Linked DNA regions of Mus musculus: region 2 is linked to region 1. The links are chromatin contacts, found by Hi-C or POLR2A ChIA-PET in ENCODE. All regions are on one chromosome and are shown on one strand. The core of a region is the stretch at or near the end of the contact, and the rest is flanking DNA. Distances in the headings are between cores, read along the strand shown.

Region 1 (6,254 bases), core at 2,763-5,262:
CAACAAGAGAAATTACTTCATAACCGGACAAGAACTTTCCACCAACAGTACCCAAGGCATTTACTTAACATTGCATTAACAACTTTACCTGTGTTCATGTAGGTAACGTAAATGCAGCGGGTAACACAAACATGCAAATGCAAGGACTTGTTATATGAAGGTGTTTAGTGGGACAAGACAGGAAGACATGTTTAAAACAAAAAAACACCCCCGAGGGATGGTGCACACCTTTAATCCTACCACTTGGGAGGCAGAGGCAGGCGGATTTCTGAGTTCAAGGACAGCCTGGTCTATAAGTAAGTTCCAGGACAGCCAGGGTTACACAGAGAAACCCCCAAAAGAAAAACAAAAACCCCAAAAACCTCCAAGCTTTTAGGTTTTGGTCTATCTCACTCCAACTGCCTAAGATGCTAATAAGTACTTATGTATTTAAAATGTAAAAAGTACTTTTAGCTCACAAGGGCCCAGCAAGTCTCAATGCCCACATGGTGTCTCACAACAATCAGTAGCCCCTTGATTAATTAGTTGCATTAATTAACATGTGGTAGTCACATGCAGGCAAAACATCCACACATGAAAAAAAGGATGCATTCATGCGTAGGCCAACAAGTCCATGCCTGAAACACGGAACTGCAGCAAATTACAATGTCTTTTACAATTTCCTAGAGATCACAAATGCTTATCTAGTTTGATACACTCAGCATAGCTTATATATATATATATCTTCTCAGAGAAAAGCCTTTAACAAGTTGTCTTTCAAAAACTATAAACTGGAACTTTGCACATCATAGGCTGTTGATCTGACTGAACACTCCAGGATTAGCCACTACAGTGGTAAGCAGGGCAGGGGCAGGCCAACAAAGACTCCGACACATTTCAATTTGCCAAGCTGTGACTGTTTATTAACTGACCAGATTACAAAAATACAATGGGTGACACCTGAAAGGGAAAAAACACACGAGTTAGAGACTGTCTTCCAAGCCGCACATCAGCACCCCCCCGTAAAGGAGCACACTTCCATTAAAGACACATTTCCCCAAAGTAAAATGTAATGTCTGGTCGGGCGTGGGGGCACACGCACGCCTTTAATCCCAGCACTTGGAAGGCAGAGGCAGGCGGATTTGAGTTATACAGACAAACCCCCTCTCAAAAAACACAAAACAAAAAACACTTAACAATATACCCAATCCGCACTCAACAGAAAAGCCGTCAATCAAGTTTTGAATTCAAAACTAGGTGAGTCTACACATAGTTTTGCGATTGCCAGAAATAGATTCTGTCTCAAAAAACAACACTAACTTCTTACCTTAGTTCATCCGTCTAATAAGCCTGTTTATCTGGTCTTCCCTGTTGCCAGCATCTCCACCTTCTACAAAGTGAGTTGTCTTTTTCTTCATCCCACCTCGTGGGGAAGATAACTTGAAGGGCCACAGGAAGTTATTTGCTTCCTTGAAGCGTTTCCCGACTGTATAGATCTCATGAATTAGATCCTCCATGCAGATGATGCCAAACTTACCTGAAAAAAAATTGAGTCCAAGATCAAGTTTTTAAAAGTATTCCAAACACAATTATGGGCAGAACCATCAAACAAAGACAAGCCAGGTGTGGTAGCACATGCCTTTAATCTATCAGGTGGGAGCCAGATGAAGGCAATCTGAATTCCAGATTACAGACAAACCTTGTCTCAAAATTAAGGATGCAGAGCCTTTAAGGATGTATGTCAAGATTTGTCCGAAGTGAAGCCAGGCTGGGAGAAATGGCTCAGGAGAGGGAAGTGCTTGCTGCTTAAGAATGACAGGAGTTCAGATCCAATGACCCAAGCTCCAACCTAAAGGCTTGTTTGTAATCCCAGCATATAAACAGAAGGGACAGTCAGCTAGGCTGGAATGCAACTCTGGGTTCTGGGGAGAACCTAGCCACCGTGTGGTGGGGTCATTAAGGAAGACACATGACATTTGGGCCACCACCCACACGTATACAAAATAAAAGTAAAAAAATAAATTTAAAGTCTGGCCAGAAAACATGACCTTGGACTAGTATCAATCCCTCCCTGAAAAATCATTACCTACCAAGAGACCGAGCAATCAAGGAATTATCTGTCAAGGCAATCCGCTTCTTGTTGATTTTGCCGTAGCCTCGCTTGTAGATGAGCTCGTTTACTGACTTCAGGTTGGGGTACCTGCACCAGGAAAACCAGGTAAGTTAGAATACAGCCCAAGTGTCTAACATTCATCTCATCATAAAAGCCAACCGACTAGACAGAAAACTCACCCCCATGCAATGTATGGCTCCACAATCCGCAGCATGTTAATTGAAGCCTTGTTGAGCTTAACAAAGGTGCCATTGAAGATCTGTCGAAGACGAAGGAGCTGCAGAACCTTACGAACCTTTGGGCTTACTCCATTGATACTGCCAGAGAAAAAAAATAGATCCATACAGCTTTTATTGTAATTTTAAGTAATACAAAACTTAGTCACCACATAGTATGTGTGTGTAATCTCAACACGCTATCACTACTAGCTTGCCTTCTCTTGATTCCTGTTTTATCATAAAAGATGACTGAATGATACTAAGTAAACTGTTTTTAAGCTCTTAGACAACTACAGGACACTGAAATGCAGTCAGAGCAAGCAGCTTAGGCACAGGTTTCACAAACAACTTCCCGCCCCCCGTAATTCTCGGCCCCCTTCCTAAGGGCAGGCACAATACAGCCATTGCTGCCAGAACACGATGCAAAGTGAACTCACCCTCGAATTCTGATGACAAAGGCCAGCTTTGGTTCTGCGGGCACATAGAAGTTGCCAGCTTTCCTTGCCATCCTGGCCATCCGAATCTCAGTGCGGTACATCTGCCTGTACTCCTTGTGATAGTGCTTTGCCTTCTCATAGATGAGCTTCCTCCTTGCCTTTCGAAGCTGAAAAACCAATGGCCAGTCAGTCATAATTCTTGGCTCTGAAACAGAGCACAGCATCAGTTTTATACAAGGATGACTTGAGAATATCAAACCAGGAAGATCTCTCTTCAATCTCACCCCACGCTCAGTCCCAATAAGCTCCCTGGCCCACTAAAGACCTCCAAAGTTTACTTACTGTCTTCAGGGCAAACTTCTTCCTCAGGCGCTTCACCTTCAACTCTGCGAAATTCCTTCGCTTTTTCTTGAGGGTTTCTGGCACAGCGGGAACCTTTTTCTTGAGAGTTTTTGGCCCAGCAGGAACCTTTTTCTTAAGGGTTCCTGGCACAGTGGCAACCTTCTTTTTCTTCTCTCTGTTGTTTGTAGAGAATTACTAGTAGGTCAAAAAACTTCCTGGTGATGTATCACACACACTAGGTGCTCAGAACTACGTTAAAACTGTCACCCACTCAAACCGGCAGCATCTAGCATCTCCGTCGTTCCCGAAAGCTCTACTGGAGATGCAGCGTTCATGCCCACAACCTTCACGTTATACACACCTTACTTAAAGGTAAACATGTATGACATTAAAGAGATTTATGCCTAACCCCAGCCATCAGTCCTGGCCTGTGAATTGTTACAAGTTGTCAAGTCACACTGAAAAAACTGTACTGCACACTTTTTGGGTTCCAGGACTCACTGATCCTCGATCAAGTCTCAAGCTCCATATGCAGGAGGCTGCCGGTAAGCAGCCGGCTAAGATAACTTTAGCTACAAAGGATCTCGTTCCATGATTCCGCGGAATACATTCTACCGAAGAACGGACCTCCGCCCAAGTAGCCGGATCCGCAGTCTGCCCTCAGTTTGCTCCTGGTACTGCCAAGGCCTCCGCGCGGAGGCCCCCCGCACTCCCTCCTAGTACCACACGGCGTCACAAACACCCAGACAGGCAGGCAGTGGTTCCAGGCTACACTCAGATACAGGAAAAGTGAGACAAAATGCCTCTAGTTTGGGGGATGGAGAAGGATTCTGGGGGAGAGAAGAATCGACTTACGGAACAGCCTCCATGGTTCCAGCCGGAAAAGAAGAGAGAAAGGTGGCGCATGCGCACTGTCTCCTTAAAGGTCTCAGGGCGCGAAGCCCCACGCCTTATAGCTGTCCTGAGATAAGCCGGAAAATAATCTAGAATTGAGATTTTTGCACTTTGCTGGCGCAAAATGAACAGCTTGGCTTAGTCACGGCCAGCCAACTTTATGGTAAAACTCATCGGAAAACAAATGCACTGAATACATTTTTTTTTTTTTTTTTTTTTTTTTTAATGAATAGAGTGGGGACACCTCGTCAGCTCTGGGCTTAATTTCTCCAGGTTGCGTTGACAACCCTAGGGTCAGGCTCTGCGGAATTCGTTGGACCCAAAAGGCATGTTCAGGGATGTGAACTACAAGTCCCAGCATGCGTCGCTGCATAACCCGCGGGGCTGGAGGGCGACGTTGACCGACACTCTGGGCAGCCTTCGCGGCGGTGATTCCCATTAGGCTCACTAGAGTATGAGGCTTCACGTCCTCAGCGGCTAGCTGAGCTATGAAATCACTGTCTGTCACCTCCTCCGGCTCTCTGCGGCCCGTGGCCACGCAGCCCTGCTCCCCCACCTCGGCTGCGCTGCCGAGGTCCTTTTTCCGCCCGACTGCCGGGCTGTCTTCCGCAGCGCCTGATCATCGGCCGCCAGGTCCACAGTCCCTCGGTTGGCGAAAGCAGCGAGACCGGGAAGAGTGATGACCCGAAGGTCCGAGGAGGATGGGGGGGTTCGCTGCTGCGGGACCCGGCAGGCGCAAGCCACGGCGACCCTCAGCAGGGGGCGTGAGCCGCGAAGAGTGGCACGACGAGGGCGGGAGCCTTCGGCCGCGGTCGTGGAAGAGGGGCTGCCCCGCGCGGTGGGGCGGCCGGCGGGAGGGCGAGCGGGGAGGGGAGGCTGGGCCGGGGGCGGGGTGCGACCGGGGGCGGGGAGGGCCGAGCTGAGGGAGGGCCGATGCCACTGCAGCGGCCGGCGCTTCCCGGCGGTGGGTTATATAGCGCGGAGTGTGGAGCTACCTCAGAGCCGGCTGGGAACGCTCAGACGCTGCGGGGCCCCGTGCCCGAGTGACAGCGGCGCGAGTGCAGGGCAGGGGACCCGAGTCGCGCTGGCAGCTCGAGCGGTTGGCAGCCCTCGCGTGCGCCCCGCAAGTCGGCCCTTCCCGGCGCTGCCCGCACCCTCCCGCAACTTGAGTCAAGTTGACAACTCCCGCGTCCCGACGCATCCGCTCGGCGCACCCCTGTCCTAGGAAGACGGGGAGCCGCTGCAGCAGCGCCGGGGACGTTCGGGCGGCGGCGGCTTGGCCATGAGGGCAGCGCGCGTCGCCTAACTCGCGGCTGTCACCGCCGCTGCAGCGGGACTGGACGGACGGACGGACGCTGTGGGACAAACAGGCGGCCGCCAGCAGGAGGCGCCGAGCCGGGAGCAGCGGCAGGCACAGCCCGTGGCCACTGCGCCGAGCCCGGGCGGAACTGGCCCCGCGCAATTCAGCCCCGCAGCACCTCGGGGGCGGACTCCGGGCGCAGCCTTCGCGTCCGGATCGCGGTGACAAGCGCCTCCGGGGCCAGGAGCTGGGCTGTCTGGCGCAGGGAGAGTGAGGACACGGTGCTGGGCTGCTGCGGGACCCGGGGCGTCGCGATGAACATCGTAGTGGAGTTCTTCGTGGTCACTTTCAAAGTGCTGTGGGCGTTCGTGCTGGCCGCGGCGCGCTGGCTGGTGCGGCCCAAGGAGAAGAGCGTGGCCGGCCAGGTGTGCCTCATCACGGGCGCGGGCAGCGGCCTGGGCCGCCTCTTTGCTCTCGAGTTCGCCCGGCGCCGGGCGCTGCTGGTTCTCTGGGACATCAACACGCAGAGCAATGAGGAGACCGCAGGCATGGTTCGCCACATCTACCGGGACCTGGAGGCGGCCGACGCTGCTGCTCTGCAAGGTAATGCCTGTGTATTGTTGAGTCAAACATCTCCCCAGCCCGGAGGGTCTCCACTGCCTAGTGTCATGGGCAGCCTCGCTCTCCCGGAAAGGAACACCCCGCTGGTCTTCTGGAAGGCGAGTGGAATTTGCCCCTTGATAAGAGAGCAAGGTTTTCTGTGTTAGAAGACTGAAAGCGTGCAAAACATAGGAGATCCTGTTTCTTCGGTCCCAAGCTGAGGTTTCCTAAACTCTGCGAGTAGTGTAAGACAGGGGGAACTTGCTACCGCAGGTTTGGGTCCAAAAGTAATTTCTCAGTCTGATTTGCATGTGGCATGATGGGAAGATAGAGAGTCTTGAGAAGTTGTTTCCACAGTGGACTGAAACAGT
Region 2 (6,254 bases), core at 1,528-4,027, 580 kb after region 1:
AATACCCTCCTTTCACTCCCTCGTTCCCTTCCCCTTCTCCCTCATCCTCCATCGTCTGTGGTCTTTGTCTCTTATTTCCTGCCCTCTGTTTATCTGGGGCCAATAAATCTCTTTTGTGTTGAGAACTTGGTCTGAGCTGATACCTTTTCCTTTCTTCTTCTTCTTCTTCTTCTTCTTCTTCTTCTTCTTCTTCTTCTTCTTCTTCTTCTTCTTCTTCTTCTTCTTCTTCTTCTTCTTCTTCTTTTTTTTGGTTTTTCGAGACAGGGTTTCTCTATAGCCCTGGCTGTCCTGGAACTCACTTTGTAGACCAGGCTGTCCTCGAACTCAGAAATCCACCTGCCTCTGCCTCTGCCTCCCGAGTGCTGGGATTAAAGGCATGTGCCACCACGCCTGGCTACCTTTTCCTTTCGATAATGTATTTGTGTTTTTATTATCCATTCATCCTGCCTCCGAAGTACTGAGATTAAAGTCATGTGCTACACCCGGCTGCTTCTCTCATTTTACAGTTTTTTTTTTTTTGGTCTTTTTGAGACAGGGTTTCTCTCTGTATAGCCCTGGCTGTCCTGGAACTCAGAAATCCACCTGCCTCTGCCTCCCGAGTGCTGGGATTAAAGGCGTGCGCCACCACGCCTGGCCATTTTACAGTTTCAAGAGATGGAATTCAGATCCTCCCGGCTAGGCAGCTGGGGCTTCTGCCTACCTTCTAGTTCATGTCATGTCAGTCCAAGGTCTTCATCTTCTTCAAAGCATACGGAAAGTGGTATGTTGTGTCAAACTCAAGCACTCAAGAGGCAGAATTGGGTGGATCTCTGTGAGTTCAAAGCCAACCTCATCTATATGGTGAGTTCTGGGCCAGCCAGAGCTATTCAGTGAGACCTTGCCTCAGAAAACAAACTAGAACAGAAAAGGGCCTGGCCTTGTGAGATGGCTGACTGAGTAAACAATGCTTGTTGCCAAGCCTGATGACTTGAATACAATACCTGCAGCTCATGTGGTAGAAAGGAACCAGCTCTTACAAGTTGTTCTCTGACTTCCACACATGCGCCCCTCATCCTCAAGTATTAAAAGAACCAGTTAAAATAGAAAAATGCAGTTGTGTTTAAATCCTTTTACTGACACAACATTTTTTTTCTTCTGTCTTTAGTTAGGCAGGTAAGCCCAGGGAATTTTAGTAACTTGGGGCTCTGTTTGGATCAGGTTATATATACTCTCCCACCCCCGGCTTTTCTAATAACAGCTGGCAGCCTAGTCCTTTTACCTGTCTATACTGTGCATAATACCCCTACCCAAATAATGCACCTAGCAATCTGGAACATCCACCTGGGTGGGGCTATCATATCTCTTCTCTGAACAATGGGATAGGTATGTCTCCCCTGACAACCATCAGACTTAGACACTTTCTATTCTCATGTGTTCCAACATTTACAGTACGAAGAGTGGACAATCCCAACTGGCCTGATCTGGATTTGGGTATGTGCTCAATATGGTAAACCATCCTATAAGGAAGAATCTATTTACCATATTATGCTAATGCATATTTGGGTGTGTATATAATTATACATTATATAATTATTATTTGGGTCCATTATGGAAATGGGCATATATAGTAGGAAAAATATTAAATGACATAATCTATTGATCAAAATAAAGAACCATCAAAACTATGCCCCTTGATTCAAGTGCCTCCTTCCTTTAGGCTTGATGAAAAGAGGCCCCTCACAGTCACCCAGTGGCCGGGAGTATCCTCAGGTGACCCATTGCTCTCACAGTATGCTCTGATCTTTCTATTGTTTTGCTTTAAATACAATTGCCTTGCTACCTTAACAGTTCTTAGTGAGCAGTTGAGTGTCACCACTAGAACCGGATTGTAGGCCACAGCTGTAAGCCTTCTTGGCTGCTAACCCTAAAGTAAGAGTCTGTAAAAGCCGTGCAGCTGAAGGAAGCACACTTTTCTAAAGTAGTCTTTGAATGAAATACACGCCAGAACAAAACAGCTTTTTCTTTCTTTTTTTTTTTTTTTTTTTAATTACTGGAACTCACACTTTTACCTCAAGATGCTACTCTGTGGAAGAGCTCTAGAGTCCAGCACCAACCCCACCCCCAACTCAACACTATTGCCTCAAGTTCAACCTTCCTTTTGAGTGCATTCTCAAAACTGGTGAGGTCCCAGCTGGGAATTGCTACTGACCCCGTGTAGGGGTCATCTTGCCTGTCTGTTTTGTGGCTGAACCTGTTTGTACTTGAGTAGAAATTGAGAGGGGGTAGGGGAGAGAAATCAGCTTAGATAGCTAGATGCAGCTTTCTAGGTCAGGAGAAACCGTTGTATGAGGAGGAGTGTGTGGGAGGGAGTGGCCAGCACACAGAAAAGTAGTATACCGGTGGACTTTCTTTCTTGAGACAGGATCTCACCTTATAGCTCTGGCTGTCCTGGAACTCACTATCTGGAGAAGGCTAACCTGGAACTCACAGAGATCCGCCTGTCAAGTACTGGGTGTGTGTACTACGGCTAGTGGACTTCCTTTTAAGTAAGGGTTTCCTGTAAGGCAGCTAATTGTCTCCCTGAAAATGTGCTGTTTTAAAGTGCTGGATACTTTAGTTTACACTGAGTATTAAGAAACAGTATATTCTAAGTCATTTTTTTCTTCTCTTGCCTTACAGGAAGTGCTCAGATATGAAAACAAATGCACAGTCACACATGCAAATAAAAAGAGGAAGCAGTTGGATGGGAGCTTCCAAATCACATGACTGCTGACTAAGTTAAATCTGTCCTCCTTACTGTCGAGTCCGATGGTCTTCCTGGCGAGTTTAAAGTATCGGAGATATTAAATCATGTTGCCATTTATTCTCTTTTCGACGCTGCTTTCTCCCATATTGACTGAATCTGAGAAGCAACAGTGGTTCTGCAACTCCTCCGATGCAATTATTTCCTACAGTTATTGTGGTAAGTGGCCCGGCAACAAAGAGCTGCGGCGCCAACTATTTCGAGAGAAAGTTTCCACTGAACCTGAAGCTGGAGGGCTGGCAGGAACGCTGCTCCAGCAGTGAGCCCGCTGCGGTGTGGGGTGGGGGTGGAGCAATGCCGACCACTTCCGGGTGCGGATCATCCTTTCCCTCTCCCAACCCCCCCCCCCCCCCCCGCGTTTCCCCAGGACCTCTGAATTGCTTTTTACCTCTGTTGCTGTCTTGTGGTTAAGCTCTCTCCACTCGGAGCTCGGTTTCAGGTTCTTCTTAGTTCTAGTTTGCTTCTGAGTACCAGCCCCGACACAAACTGGTTCCTCTTGAGGAGGCTAACCCACAGTGCTTCCTGGTGGGGTTGTAGCTCCAGCCTGTGGTCCTAGAGTGCTCTTGGAAGCATCCTTCTTCCTCCCCAACTGTGTGACCTTGAGCAAAATACTTAGACATTCTCAGCCTCACTTTTTTTTTAATTTGCAAAATGAAAGTTATTTTAGAATTCACTGTATGAGTCACTTGACAAATAATGATTTTATTTGATTTCGAATAGTGATTTTTAGATTTATGCAGTAATTATTACTCTATTGAAATCTGTTTTGAGACAGGGTCTTTCTATATAGCTGTAACTACCTGGAATTCACTATATAGGACAGGCTGGGTTGGAAATCATAGAGATCTGCCTGCCTCTACCTCCTGGAATTAAAGGCATACGTTGCCACGCCCAGCTTATTTTATTATTTTTTTCAAAGTATCACTATATAACATTGGCTGGCCGGGAACTCATAGAGATTGATACATATGCCTCTGCCTTTTGAGTTATTTGCTTATTTTTTTGAGACAGTGCCTTATTCTGTAGTACAGGCTGCCTAGAACTGACTATATAGCTTATGCTAGCCTCAAACTCATGCTCCCCGTTGCCTCGACCTCTCCAGTGCTAGAGTTGCAGATATTTTTCAGCTGAGCTAAACTCTGGTGCCATTGGATCATAGTTAACGCTATGGCCACATTACAACTTGTCATTAACAAATGCCTGGGACCAGAAAACCTAGTACAGGGCTTGAGAGCTGTTTCAATCTGTTTCCTCTTTCTGCTGCTCGCTCCGTTAGTTGTCCATTTTCTGCCCCTTCTAGGAATGTCTTCGTGGCTGGAAGGTGGTGCCTTCCAAAATGACAGTTCTAGGAAAAGCAAGATCATAGCCTAGTTGTCTGAAAGTGGAGCAGGGAATTTATAAATGTACTTTGAGAACTCCTGCATTGCAAATTGGTTATTTTGGGGGACTGGCTTGTCCCCAAACACTCTGACTGGGACTAATAACTAATCATCTCTGGGGCATTAGGAAGGTCCTCAGTCTGCTAACCTCTGTTTTCCTCTTCTTTTGGGCCCCCTGCTTTGTCAATTTATTTATTTACTTACTTATTATATATATGTGTGTGTGTGTGTGTGTGTGTGTGTGTGTGTGTGTGTGTGTGTGTTTTCCTGGATGTATATATGTGTATATGCTGATGCCCTCAGAAGCCAGAAGAAGGCATCAGATTTTCTGGGACTGCAATTATAGTCTCTTTTGAGCTGCCTGATGTGGCTGGTAAGAGTTGAATCTGGGTCCTCTGCCAGTGCTCTTAACCATGGAGCCCCCTACTACATGGTGACTCTTCATATGCTTAATTAGTAAAATATAATAAATATTATTCTGCTTTACTCCTTTTAAAAAAGAATTATTTATTTTATGTATATAAGGACGCTATAGTAGCCATGGCTGCTGGGAACTGAACTCTGGACTTCTAGAAAAGCAGTCAGTGCTTTTAACTGCTGAGCCATCTCTCCAACCCCTCAGCTTTATTCTTTTAGTAACAATTTAACTGTCTTTGTTAAGGACTAGGTAAAATGTTCAGGCCTAGGTAACTGTTACCTGTCTAGCCTGCCATGCTGTGCCGTTACTAATATTATAAGGAAACTTTCTTACATGCTGTTATTGCTGTTAGTAGGATGTTCTGTGCTTTGGTGTTCTTAGAAAGGAATCACAATAGAAGTTAGTTAGAACTGTTTTGTATAATTAGCCACAATAAACTTGGAACAGAACCAACTACCCAGCAGCACTTCCTAAACAGGGGTATAAGCTTTTCTAGTATTTGCCTTTACAAGGTACCCTGGGATAGATTTCAGCATGAGAGACACCTGCACCTATTTCCATTTTGAGTAAGTTTCAGATAAAGTTTAATTTCCCAAGACCTCCCTGGGAACCGACATCCTACTTGGCAGAAGGAGACATGTATGTGGGTAGCTGACATCCTGGTTGGGAAGTTAAGACATAAATGTTAGATAAGGCAAGTCCCTGCCACAGAATACCCCCAACAAAGAGGAGCAGGGTAAGTATGCAACAAAGACATGTTCCTAAGGAAATTTCCTGAATCCTGATTGGTGGAACAACTTGGCACAGATGTCTGTAGATCTCAGGCTTAAGAAACCCTATAGGATCTTGACCAGATGTTGCTGTCAGCTCCCAAGTCTGACCTGTGGTCCTGATTGATCAGTCCTGAGTTGTATGCTCAATTATGCTCAATAAACTATCTCTGTCTGACTGAGATCGGTGTTCATGTGGTTTGTGAGGCAACTCCTGGAGCCCAACATTTGTCTTTGTTTGGTTGGTTATTTTTTGAGATAGAGTTTCTCTATGTAGCCCTGGCTGTCCTGGAATTTGGTATGTAGACCAGGCTTGCCTCTCAGAGACCTGTCTACCTCTGCCTCCTGAGTGCTGGGACTAAAGACATGGGATACCACACCTGGAATATATTTGGCTTCCTCTGTCTTTTGATGAGCTTTTCAGAGGTAGAATCTGACCCTTAGCTCAGTAACACCAATAAATCCTGAGAACCGGAGAATCCCCCGACACCAGGTCAGAAGAAAGCAGCAACCCCATGATCCTGCATGTGACCATAACAGAGTGGACCAGTCCTTATACAAGTTTAATAAAAAAGCATCTTTTTGTGCTGATGTTCAGAATGCTATACTTATTGAAAGTTTTTTTTATATACTTGTATTTTCTTCATTCCTTTTAGATCACTTGAAATTCCCTATTTCAATTAGTTCTGAACCCTGCATAAGACTGAGGGGAACCAATGGATTTGTGCATGTTGAGTTCATTCCAAGTAAGTACAAACTTTCACTCTTGTAGTCGGCTACAAAGGACTCTAGAGATTCAGAATAATTCGATTCCACATATGTTTGTTATCTATTGCTATATTATAAGTTACCACACTCTTAGATATATGCTTAGCATAGCACATATCTATTGTGAGATGGCAGTC

What was found. A loop is a pair of places that touch in the nucleus more often than their neighbours do. ChIA-PET counts read pairs that join two places held with the same protein, here RNA polymerase II (POLR2A).
Region 2: a loop to region 1 is called in a map of T-helper 17 cell, with 4 times the contacts of the local background. The contact joins the promoter of Ly96 here to the promoter of Rpl7 in region 1. A Hi-C loop is called at or near these places in 3 of 37 maps with a recorded cell type or tissue (T-helper 17 cell, T-helper 2 cell and regulatory T cell). POLR2A ChIA-PET finds 5 or more read pairs at or near these places in 1 of 5 experiments (Patski).

What each region holds. Positions count from the first base shown.
Region 1 is chr1:16,100,421-16,106,674 of GRCm38, forward strand. It overlaps Rpl7 (ribosomal protein L7), which reads right to left and starts at 4,013. Exons shown (of 7, transcript NM_011291.5): 1 at 3,945-4,013; 2 at 3,090-3,264; 3 at 2,748-2,914; 4 at 2,272-2,409; 5 at 2,070-2,179; 6 at 1,307-1,516; 7 at 875-939. The coding sequence starts at 3,958. The coding sequence ends at 1,308. It overlaps Rdh10 (retinol dehydrogenase 10 (all-trans)), which reads left to right and starts at 5,462. Exons shown (of 6, transcript NM_133832.3): 1 at 5,462-5,886. The coding sequence starts at 5,598.
Region 2 is chr1:16,685,679-16,691,932 of GRCm38, forward strand. It overlaps Ly96 (lymphocyte antigen 96), which reads left to right and starts at 2,778. Exons shown (of 5, transcript NM_016923.2): 1 at 2,778-2,941; 2 at 6,006-6,095. The coding sequence starts at 2,830.